Regions from separate parts of the Mus musculus genome. Here region 2 is linked to region 1. The links are chromatin contacts, found by Hi-C in ENCODE. All regions are on one chromosome and are shown on one strand. Each heading gives the region's core, a stretch centred on a gene start or an enhancer-like site at or near the end of the contact. The rest is flanking DNA. Distances are from core to core; before and after follow the strand shown. Region 1 holds the start of Agap3 (ArfGAP with GTPase domain, ankyrin repeat and PH domain 3). Region 2 has its middle 35 kb from the start of Gm33476.

The links. Hi-C counts contacts between places; a loop is a spot of excess contacts on that map.
Region 2: a map of T-helper 17 cell shows a loop between it and region 1 (1.9-fold over the local background). The contact joins the enhancer-like site here to the promoter of Agap3 in region 1. A Hi-C loop is called at or near these places in 3 of 37 maps with a recorded cell type or tissue (Patski, T-helper 17 cell and v-Abl transformed pro-B cells).

What each region holds. Positions count from the first base shown.
Region 1 is chr5:24,450,231-24,455,038 of GRCm38, forward strand. Agap3 (ArfGAP with GTPase domain, ankyrin repeat and PH domain 3) reads left to right here and starts at 1,947. Exons shown (of 18, transcript NM_139153.2): 1 at 1,947-2,304. The coding sequence starts at 1,977.
Region 2 is chr5:24,263,989-24,268,796 of GRCm38, forward strand. No RefSeq gene overlaps it. Among named protein-coding and RNA genes, the nearest start is that of Gm33476, 35 kb to the right of the region's middle. Within about 2 kb of position 2,468, at least 1 of the 3 ENCODE cell types and tissues checked has a DNase peak (open chromatin) inside an H3K27ac peak, as active enhancers do.

The DNA of each region.
Region 1 (4,808 bases), core at 697-3,196:
GTACATAATACATATATGTACACACACAGGGGATACACCATACACATATAGAGCTATGTGTAGAGCATTTGCCCAGGAGGGTTAGTAAGGCTCAGCAGAGAGGTCTGCAGGACATGTATCAATGGTGAACTGACCCCTTAAGGTCATATTGATTACTATGTTGATTAAGTTAATTAAAAGTTTTAAGTTTTTATTAATGGTCAGACCAAGAGTTGCTTTTCATCTCTGAAGTCTGTTGGTGTCCAAGCTCAGGGGTACAGAGTTAAAAGGCAAAATGCACAAAGACCATAATCTACATCAAAGTTAGATGAGGGTTATACAAACCTTGAAACATTTATGCCTGACATAGCATAATTATTTCAGACATAATAAGACTTTTTTTTTTCTTGTGACAGGGTTTTTCTGTGTAGCCCTAGCAGGTCTTCAACTCATGGATCTGCTGCCCCTGCCTCTGCTGGGATTAAAGGTGTGCACCTCACCACTGCCTAGTGTTGCTTTTCATTTTTGAGACAGAGTTGGTGATCTAGATTCTGCCTTCCTAACGCCAGGACTTTAGTCATGTACTCAGATTCAGCTGGTTTTGGGTTTTTTGTTTGTTTGTTTTTTAAAAAAAGGTCATATATAGCCCAGGTTGGCTTTGAACTCCCTATTAAGCTCAGGCTGTCCTTGAACTAATCCTCCTACTGTATGGCCCCTGTGCTGGGCTAACGTGTACATCATGATACCTGGCATCCTCTAGCAGATTTATTCCACAGGGTCATTCCCTTGCACATGCCACCTCCAGGTTTGAGGATCTGTGTTGGGGATGTGGGTTAACACAGCTGAAGACAACTTTGATAATGGGAATACAGAAGAACTGGGACACTGAAGGGTGATCTCTGGCCCTAGGAAGGCATAGGATAGACAGGGTCTATCAAGAAAAGACAAGGTCTGTCAAGAAAAATTATGAGACCCATGTGGGTTCTGCTGAGTTTCTGTAATGAACCAATGGGCCCTTTTCAGTATGGCAGGGAGGGTCTTTTGGGAGAGGGCTGTCACTGGGAGATAAGAATTGGGACGCTGTTGTTTCAAGCTTGCAGGGTCTCTTGAGTGAAACTCTCAGAGAGAACTGGACATAGGAACGGGGAGCCCGTCCCAGTCTCTCAGGTGCAGTCGACAGTGGAGACTGGGGGCCCGGGGGCCGGGGTCGGGGGCAGAGAGCCAGGGAAGAGAACCCTGGCAAGATCCCTAGGGCTGACCTCGAGGCCTGGAGACAGAGGAGCTGCTGCAGCACTAAAAGAAAGAGGGTGGCGCCCCTGGGCGAGCTTCTCCGCCAATCAGTCCCACTTATCAGCACCCTCAGGCACAGAGAACAGTTCTGAGTAGCCCAAGGATTCCACACGGGCCTAGAGCGACGTAGAGAGGTAGCAATGACAGCTGGCCGGACGTGGGGACAGCGTGATCGTGTCCCCAGGCGGGAGGCCCTCGAGGCTTCTGTCTAGCTTTGGGGCGGGTTAGCGGGCGGAAGGGCCTACGCGGGTGGGTGGGGCCGCGCGTCGCGGCCAGCACGCGGTTCTTGGGGGTGGAGGCTAAGGCGCTTGCGAGAGAGGAGGGGCGGGGGCGCAGGGCGACGCTGGAGGGGCGGGGGCGGCTGGGAGGGGGCTAGGCTGCGTGTGCCGGAGCCGGCGGGGGCGGCGGTGCGTGCGCATGACGCGGGGGGAGGGCCCGGGCCGCGCGCTCCCGGTCCCGTTGTTGTTGCCGCTGGAGGCAGCTCCGAGGCGGCGGGATCTCAGCGCGGGTAAACGCCGGGCGGCGGCCCCAGCGTGCGCGGCCGCGCCTTCTGGCCTCGGCTCCGGGCCTCATGCGCTAGACCGGCGCCGCGCGCTTAGTAGTTAGGGTTCCGCCAGCCCCGCGCGCCTGGTCGCTGCCGCCGCCGCCGCCGCCGCGCCGCCCCAGGCCCTGGCTGGGCCCGCTTCGGGGCCCGCGCCTCCGGAGCCATGAACTTCCAGGCAGGCGGGGGCCAGAGTCCTCAGCAGCAGCAGAGCCTGGCGGCTCCGGGGACCGGCGGCGGCGGCGGCGGCGGCGCGGGGGGCGGCGGGCAGTTCGGCGGCGCGGGGCCCGGAGCCGGGGGTGGCGGCCCCTCGCAGCAGCTGGCTGGCGGCCCCCCCCAGCAGTTCGCGCTCTCCAACTCGGCCGCTATCCGAGCCGAGATCCAACGCTTCGAGTCGGTACACCCCAACATCTACGCCATCTACGACCTGATCGAGCGAATCGAGGATTTGGCGCTGCAGAACCAGATCCGGGAGCACGTCATCTCCATCGAGGGTGAGCGGAGCCGGGGGCCTGCGGGAGCTGAGACGCGGTGGCCTTTGCAGCGCTGGCCGGTGGCGGGTGGGGGGCGAGGGTCCTTCACGGCCTCGGCCCTGCCCCTTTCTGGCGCTCAGGGGTCTTATGGAGCTGAGGTTCACGGTTTGCTAACCCCCACTGCAGAACCCTAGTCCAGGTTTTTCCATGTCTCATACAGGAACACTTTTTTTTAGGGGCGGTGGGCTCGGTCCAGTGTCAGTGGACACGTTTTTTGTTTTTTGTTTTTTTTCCTCCGTGACCTGGGATGTGAAGATGGTTGTCGCTCCAAGGACTGATGCGCTGAGTCGCCAAAGACCGGGAGGGCCTGGGGCCACATCTGGCTAGGCACGGTCAGGCTCGCTGGGTGCGACGGAAGACCTTGGTGGGTCGTGAAGGTGGGGCTAATGCCTGAGAGTAATCTTAGCAGCTGCCCTGGCCCAGCCGGGCTGTAGGGGTGGAGGATCAGAGAGAGCTTTGGGTTAGTGGATGGCAGCCTTCCTGGGCCTCTCCTGCAGGCTTTGGAGGGTGGCGCTCCCCGCGGCGCCCTCTCCCGACGCACACCCACCCCCACGCTTCTGCGGTCGGGCGGGCGCGGGCCTGGCCTGGGTGCAGGACTGGGGAGCTGTGGCCGCGTGGGAGACTCTGGATGAACCCTCTGCGCTTGCCAGTCCCTTCTAACCCCCAGGCATCCATGTGGATGTCAGGATGCTGACTGACCTCCAGGGAGGTCGGGCCTGGATGTAGGGGGACTGTAAACCTCAGGCCATGCACTGCTCCTACTAATGTTCCTTTCTGTGGGCACATGGGCCTGAACCCTGGCAACTGAAAGGCACGTTAATTGGGGGGCACACTGCTGGCAAGAAGCCCCACAACCTTTGGTGTAGTGGAGGCTGGCTGGCAGTAGCAACAGGCACCCCAGTGGCAGTGTTGACCTTCTAGCAAGCTTGGACAGATGGGCCTCGCCTTGGTCCATCTGCTTCTTTTTCCAACTCTGCTTGAAGGGGGACGCCCACCAGCAGGTGGTGGGTTCCGCCTTAGTGGCAATGCAGGGAGCAAGGCTAGTTGCTGCTGACTTGGAATTAGGAAGGGCATGTCCACTACTTGGGTCCTTCAATTTAGATCCTGCTCCCATCTAGTGTGAGGCTTTGGAGCCATCTGTACTTGAACAGGCCTGTTTTGCTTTTTTGAGGTACCCATTGCTGATGAGTCTCTGATCTTTTGTGAGTAGAGCCCCCCTCCACCTTTAGATCTGGGCCCCTTTGTTGTAACATTCCCAGCTGTCTTCCTTTTGATCTTTTCCCAGCCTGTTTTCTTCTCTTTCCTTTCAAGGCAGAGTTCACTGTGAACTAATTAGGTGACAGAAAAAACTCATTAACATGGATTTGAGTAAATGACTTGGCATCACTGCTATGCTGGGGATTGGGAGGTAGCATTAGTGTGAGCCCAGGGTCTTCAGGAGAGATGAGGTGGGGTTTTTTCCCTTAGATTCAGAGGGTGAGGCCGGAAGAGACTGTTCTCTGAGCTTCCCTGTTCCTAGAGGAAGTGTCAAGTTCCTCATCAACTCCCAAGATGATTTCCCGTGCCTTTTTAGGAGGCTGAAGCAATTTACTGGACAGCCACCAGTGTGTGTGTGTGCAGCCACCAGTGTGTGTGTGGAGGAAGGGAGGGAGGGAGGGAGGGAGGGAGGGAGGGAGGGAGAGAGAGAGAGAGAGAGAGAGAGAGAGAGAGAGAGAGAAAGTATGTATTGGGGGATCAGCTGTCCAGAGACTTTCAAGAGTAGGGAGCAGACAGGCTGAGCAGGCTCTGCACCTAGTTCCTGTTTATCAGTATTATTAACGACCTCAGTCATCCCTACTCACATACCAGATTGGGCATCTTCTGTTCGAGTCATGGTCCCAGGAAGTACTTGGGCCGGTTTTGATCTCTGTCCTAAGTAAAACATGATAGGCAGCGTTTTTCTAGAGCCTTCCCCCAGAGCAACTTCCCCGTTGAGGGTTGGAAGTACCCCACTGTCCCATCTGCTTAGCCTGGAAGCTTTGTATCACCTTGATGAAATCCTGGGCCTTGGTGATCATTGTCACCAGACTGACCCAGCTGTTCCCCATACACACACAGCCCTCTGCTCTGCTGTCCCCGGCCTGTCCCTGTCCCATCTGTCTGGGAAAGCCTCCCAGTGCCTTCTTTCACCTTCGCTTCCCAGCCTCTCCTAGGAACTCAGTTTTTTTACCCCCGCCCTACAGGCTCCCACACTTCTGTCGACCCAACTTTTCCACTGTAGGCAGGCTAAAAATTAAAGTAAAATAAAAAATAAGGAGCCTAACCAATCAGGCTCCTATTCCAGTGTTCAGCCCTGTGTGCTCCCTGCAGTAGACTTCTCCATCTGCCTAACCATATTGGCCTGTTCTACAGGGCAGGGCTCCCACCTTGTCCAGCGAAGGGTGATAACACATCTTGATCTTTTCTGTGTGAAGCCCAGCAGATGT
Region 2 (4,808 bases), core at 1,218-3,717, 190 kb before region 1:
TCACAGATGAGGAACAAAGCAAGGGACGGAAATAGGGGGAGGTGCCCCCAAGGCCACTGATGCCCCCACGGTTACCAAGGGAAGTTGGAACCTTGTCTTGTGGTCTTATCTGTTACAGCTGGAAGGGGACAGGAGGACCAGCTTCCATCCCGCGGTAGAAGTTGGAAATAGAGAGACATGGCCCGCAGAAGTCTGTCCCTGAAACAGAACGGGGGTGGTGGGGACTCCAGAGTCTAGAGGTCTGAAGATAGAGTCAAACACTCCTGACTGTGAATCACAGGAAGGCTGACTCAGTACCCAGCAACCAAGAAAGACTGAGAGACCTTTCCTTGGACTGCCCTGGACCTCCAAGGATTGTGCAAACAGAGAAGAAAGATCAATCACTCACTTCAGTTAAAGAAAGGTCTGCCCAGTCCTATCAGGAATACACACCTGCCCCTCCCCTTTAATAAAGAAAAGCCCCGAACTGGGGCCCCGAGCCAGGAGCTTGTTCAAGGCTCCTCTGCTGCAGCCATGTTGGCAACCATGTTGCACCTGGCATACACCCTGTCCCCCCTTCCTTCCCACCGCTGCTACTCTGTGGTTTGCTTACATCCTTGTTCCAGACTCAAAGGACCTGGACATTGTGTCACAAGTGACCGCCCCCTCCCCTAGTATCATTTCAGTAAAGAGACCCAGACCCCGTAACCCAGGTGGAAAGGGAAGGAAAGGTGACACTTCTGTCCCATCTGACCCCAGGCTCATTGGGGTAACAGATGGTAAAGATCTTGGTTTGATAATGGCTCTGAATTAACAGCTCCCAGGCCACAGAGTGGGGGTGAGCAGTGGCAGAGACCCGGGTTACCTGGGACGCATCTCTGTGCGTGTGTTTGGTTATAGACCAGAAGACATTCCCTGGAGGGAGAGCCTTGTTCAACACACATCCACCCACCTGTGCCTCACCAGGAACAGAGGCACTCTCCCCCGGGACAGACACGAGTTCCACAATTGTGGGAACACAGGCTGAAGGAAACATGGGGCCAGGCTCTGAGAGAGATCACCCTGCCTGAGGAGCCATCTTTGCAGACAACCCAGCCAGAAGACTGAGCAGAGGGCATAGCAAGGGGGTGTCCCGCCCACCTGTCTCCCTGCGGCCCTGATCCACCCCAGCCTCATGTAAAGCAAAATGTGATTTTGTTTGTGGCTCCTTCACTGCCAGGTGGAGATGCAAACCTGAAGCTGTTTTACATAAGGAACAGGAAACCAGGGGGGCACAACAACCTGTTGCTTTAGAGGCCTCTGGGAGAGGGCAGGGCAGAGGTGTGACCACCTGTCCTATGTTCTCCCAGACAGAAACCCTGGCTCGGCAGCAGCAGCAGGGGTTGGGGCTCTCTATGAAGCTTTCCTTGAGGGTGGAAATAGGAGTTCAAGCCCGACCTAAGTGAACATGGAGACCCTAGCTCAAAACACAAGACAAACAAACATAAACATGGTTATATTAAGACAAAACAAGATAGAGAATTTTGGAGCAGGGGCCGTGGATTGTCAGGGACCTAACTCCAGGGAAGGAGGGCCCGGACCCCACAGCCTTGTGCAAGGAGTCTCTGCTAGGGTAGGAGTCTGGTGCCACCTAGCTCAGCATAGTCACATAGCAGTCACATGACCTCTGAGACCCCAATTTCTGTAGCAGCAAAATGTCTAGTTGACTTCCAAGTCCTCTCATTCCAGACTTGAGAGGTATACTGTCTCTGTGTCCCTGGCTTGGCTTCTCCGTGTCAGCTGAGACCATGGTCCTATGGCCACCCTGTCTACCCTGAGGCTCCCATCCACATGGCCAGGCCTCCCCACCTCACCTGCTTCTTTGACCCCAACATGACAAACCACAGCATAGCAGTTCTCAGATCACCCCTTCCCAAACACTCCTGGGGAGGCCTTCGCACCACTAGCATCTGGGATTTCCAGTTTCTACTCCTGACTGGAAGACAAGAAGTTGTCTCCTTGGTTCTTTCAGCTGTGCTTTCTTTCTCCAAGGGTCTCTGCCATCTTGTCTCTGAGGCTTGTAGCCACACTTAGTCCAAAGAGTGAGTGGACTCAGGGCCGAGGGGGACCTAGAACCCAGGGAGCATTAAGTAGCCCCACTAGCAAAGGGTCCCCAAGGGAGAAGACAACCCATCGCCTGCAGTGGCCAGTGTGGATGGCAGCGTGTGTGTCAGGTGTGGCGAGTCTCTCTACCAATTCCAAACCTTGAAGAAAGCTGGTGGGAGCCATTTATCGGCCATTTCAGAGTTTGTTTGGGACTTTTGTTTTGCAGCAACGCCCCTTGATCAGTTTCCTGAGAACCGAGATTACAGGCCGGAGCCACCATACCCAGTCCTGTTTCAGGATTTTACCAGAGGTCGGCAGAAGGAAGTATTATAAGCTCGGCTACATTAAAGCCACTCCACCCACGCTCAAACCACCGCCAATCAATTCTGTATGAGCCGCTGCCGGGTCAGGCTCCCTGGGTGTTGATTTCCTGCTCCGGAGTATCAGTGAGTCATCAGCCGCCTCCTCTCCACTTTAACTGTTGCTCTGAGACCTGAGAGTCTGCAGAAGGGAGGTCACATGGCATCTTTATTTAGTAGCCGGTTCTCAACTGGCAGGAGGGGAAGGACAGCCAGACACTTCCTAGAAACAGCTCTCTCTCAATTTCCGGAGCCCACAGGAGCTGGGAAGCTCGATGGTGTCTTAAAGTCCTGGAGTCCATGTCAGGCCGCTGACGTTCAAGACTTGGGGTTCTGACTAAAGAATGGGCTGGGGCTGCTATGCAAATAGCTGGAAACAGACTTCCTGTGATTAGGGCTGTGTATCATGCGGCCACCAGATGGCGCCCAACACCTCAAACTGTCAACACCATTGGGCCAGGCTGAAGCCCTGTTAATCTGTCACAGATTAATGCTGAAGTGTTATGCCCCCAGGTGTGAGGCAGAAGGGTGACCAAATGTTGCAGAATTATCCTGGATTGATTTAGACCAAGTTCATGTGAATGTCACAAAAAAACACATTAATAACAACTTCCACGGGGGACTTTTACTTATATGTAAAACACAGGTCTGGCTAGTATAGGTCTCCCTCACAGCCTCCTAGCCCAGCATCTGAGCATCACACACCACATCTGAGAGGACAAAGGACAGCAAGGCCCTCACCTCAAGAATTTACAAGCACCTCTTGGGAAGACATCACACACCTATAATCTCTGCACTTGGGAGACTGAGGCAGGAGGATCACCACAAGTTCAAGGAGAGCCAAAGCTACAACTGTGACCCTGTTTCAAAAACCAAGCAAGGAGGTCCACAGATGTCATCTGTACCTATAAATCATGAATTGTAATTCCTACCCACATGGAGCCTCTTGGAACTGGAGTCCTGTGCACAAATATTGTTGAATTAAATAATTAATAATTAAGTCGCAGATACGGGTTTGCTATCTACCTCAATGGCTTGTGTTCCCAAATGAAACACACACACATGTCTTAATCAGCACAATAGCTGGGCTACTGCCTAACCTCCACTACTGATAGAATCTACCTTCCACCGATAATTCCGAGTTACAGCTTACTAAATTCTGTGTTCTACCTTGGCTGCTCTGGACTCAGAGGGCTGCCCAACTGGGCCGTGCTCTCCCGGCTCCTTCACGTGGCGGCCATGCCTCTCTGTCTTGCACTCTTCTCAGGCATGGTGTCTCCCTTCTCCACACTCTTCTAGCATGGCAGATCTTCCCTCTCTTCTTGTTCTCAGTCCCAGGCCTGGGAAATCCTAAAAGTCCTAGTTCAGTCTGCCACGTCCTGCCCAGCCATTGGCTGCCAGCATCTTTATTTACCAATCAGAACCAACTAGGGGCAGGGTTCCTCAGTGTCTTACCTGTGGACATGCAGACTCTCTCAAGCAAGCAATTTTGGGGACCCAAATTAGCATTATAATACAAGCAGTATAGCCAAACCCACTACATTTCTCACATTTCAATTAAAAAGGCTCTTTTCTCTCAGATATAAATTGAACACGATTACAACAATTATGCAAATTATAAGGTTGATATCCACTTATAATACCCAGTCCATCATCTTTGTCAATTTAAATTAATTATTCTATCATCTATCCGAACTTAAAGGTACAGGTACAATTCTGACCTGAATTCTGTTTGATTTTAACCACCTGAAAGCCATCCTTTCAAGTCTAGAACATCTTCTTTAATGTTAGATAGCTTAAGTTCAATTATGAGACTATAACTAGTCTTCAGTCCAGTCAGAGATCTGAGAATGAATTAGATATTACCTGAATATGTAGGAAGCACAAAGACATAGACTCCGAAACTCATACAGTTTGCAAAGACTGCCTAGACAGTGCCCAATAATCTCATAGCATTGGAGCATCAGTCCTCAGCCTTCTGGCCCAGAACCATCTGACAAACCTTAAGTGAAGCAGGAATTAAGAAAGAGTAGCTTAAAAAAAAAGAAAGAAAAAAAGAAAGAACAGCTTACCCTGTCTTGGTAGCGCTTAACAATCGACTACTCCACATTCAATTGGTCCTTTTTTTGGACAGCATTTGTCTGCAGAATGAATTAAAGTATTTCTTATCCAGTGGCTCGCTTGCCATAATTGAAGCAACTCCAATCGGAGGTAATGAAGCTCAATATCTTCTTTGACGTGTGATGGAGGTACTGTCGGGAGCAGACATGTCTTGTGGTCAAAATTTCTGTTAATAATGGAGTGGTTTTAAATTCTGTATCTCTGATGCTTTTGAAGACTATCTAGAGTGTACACACATACACACACACACACACATATACATAC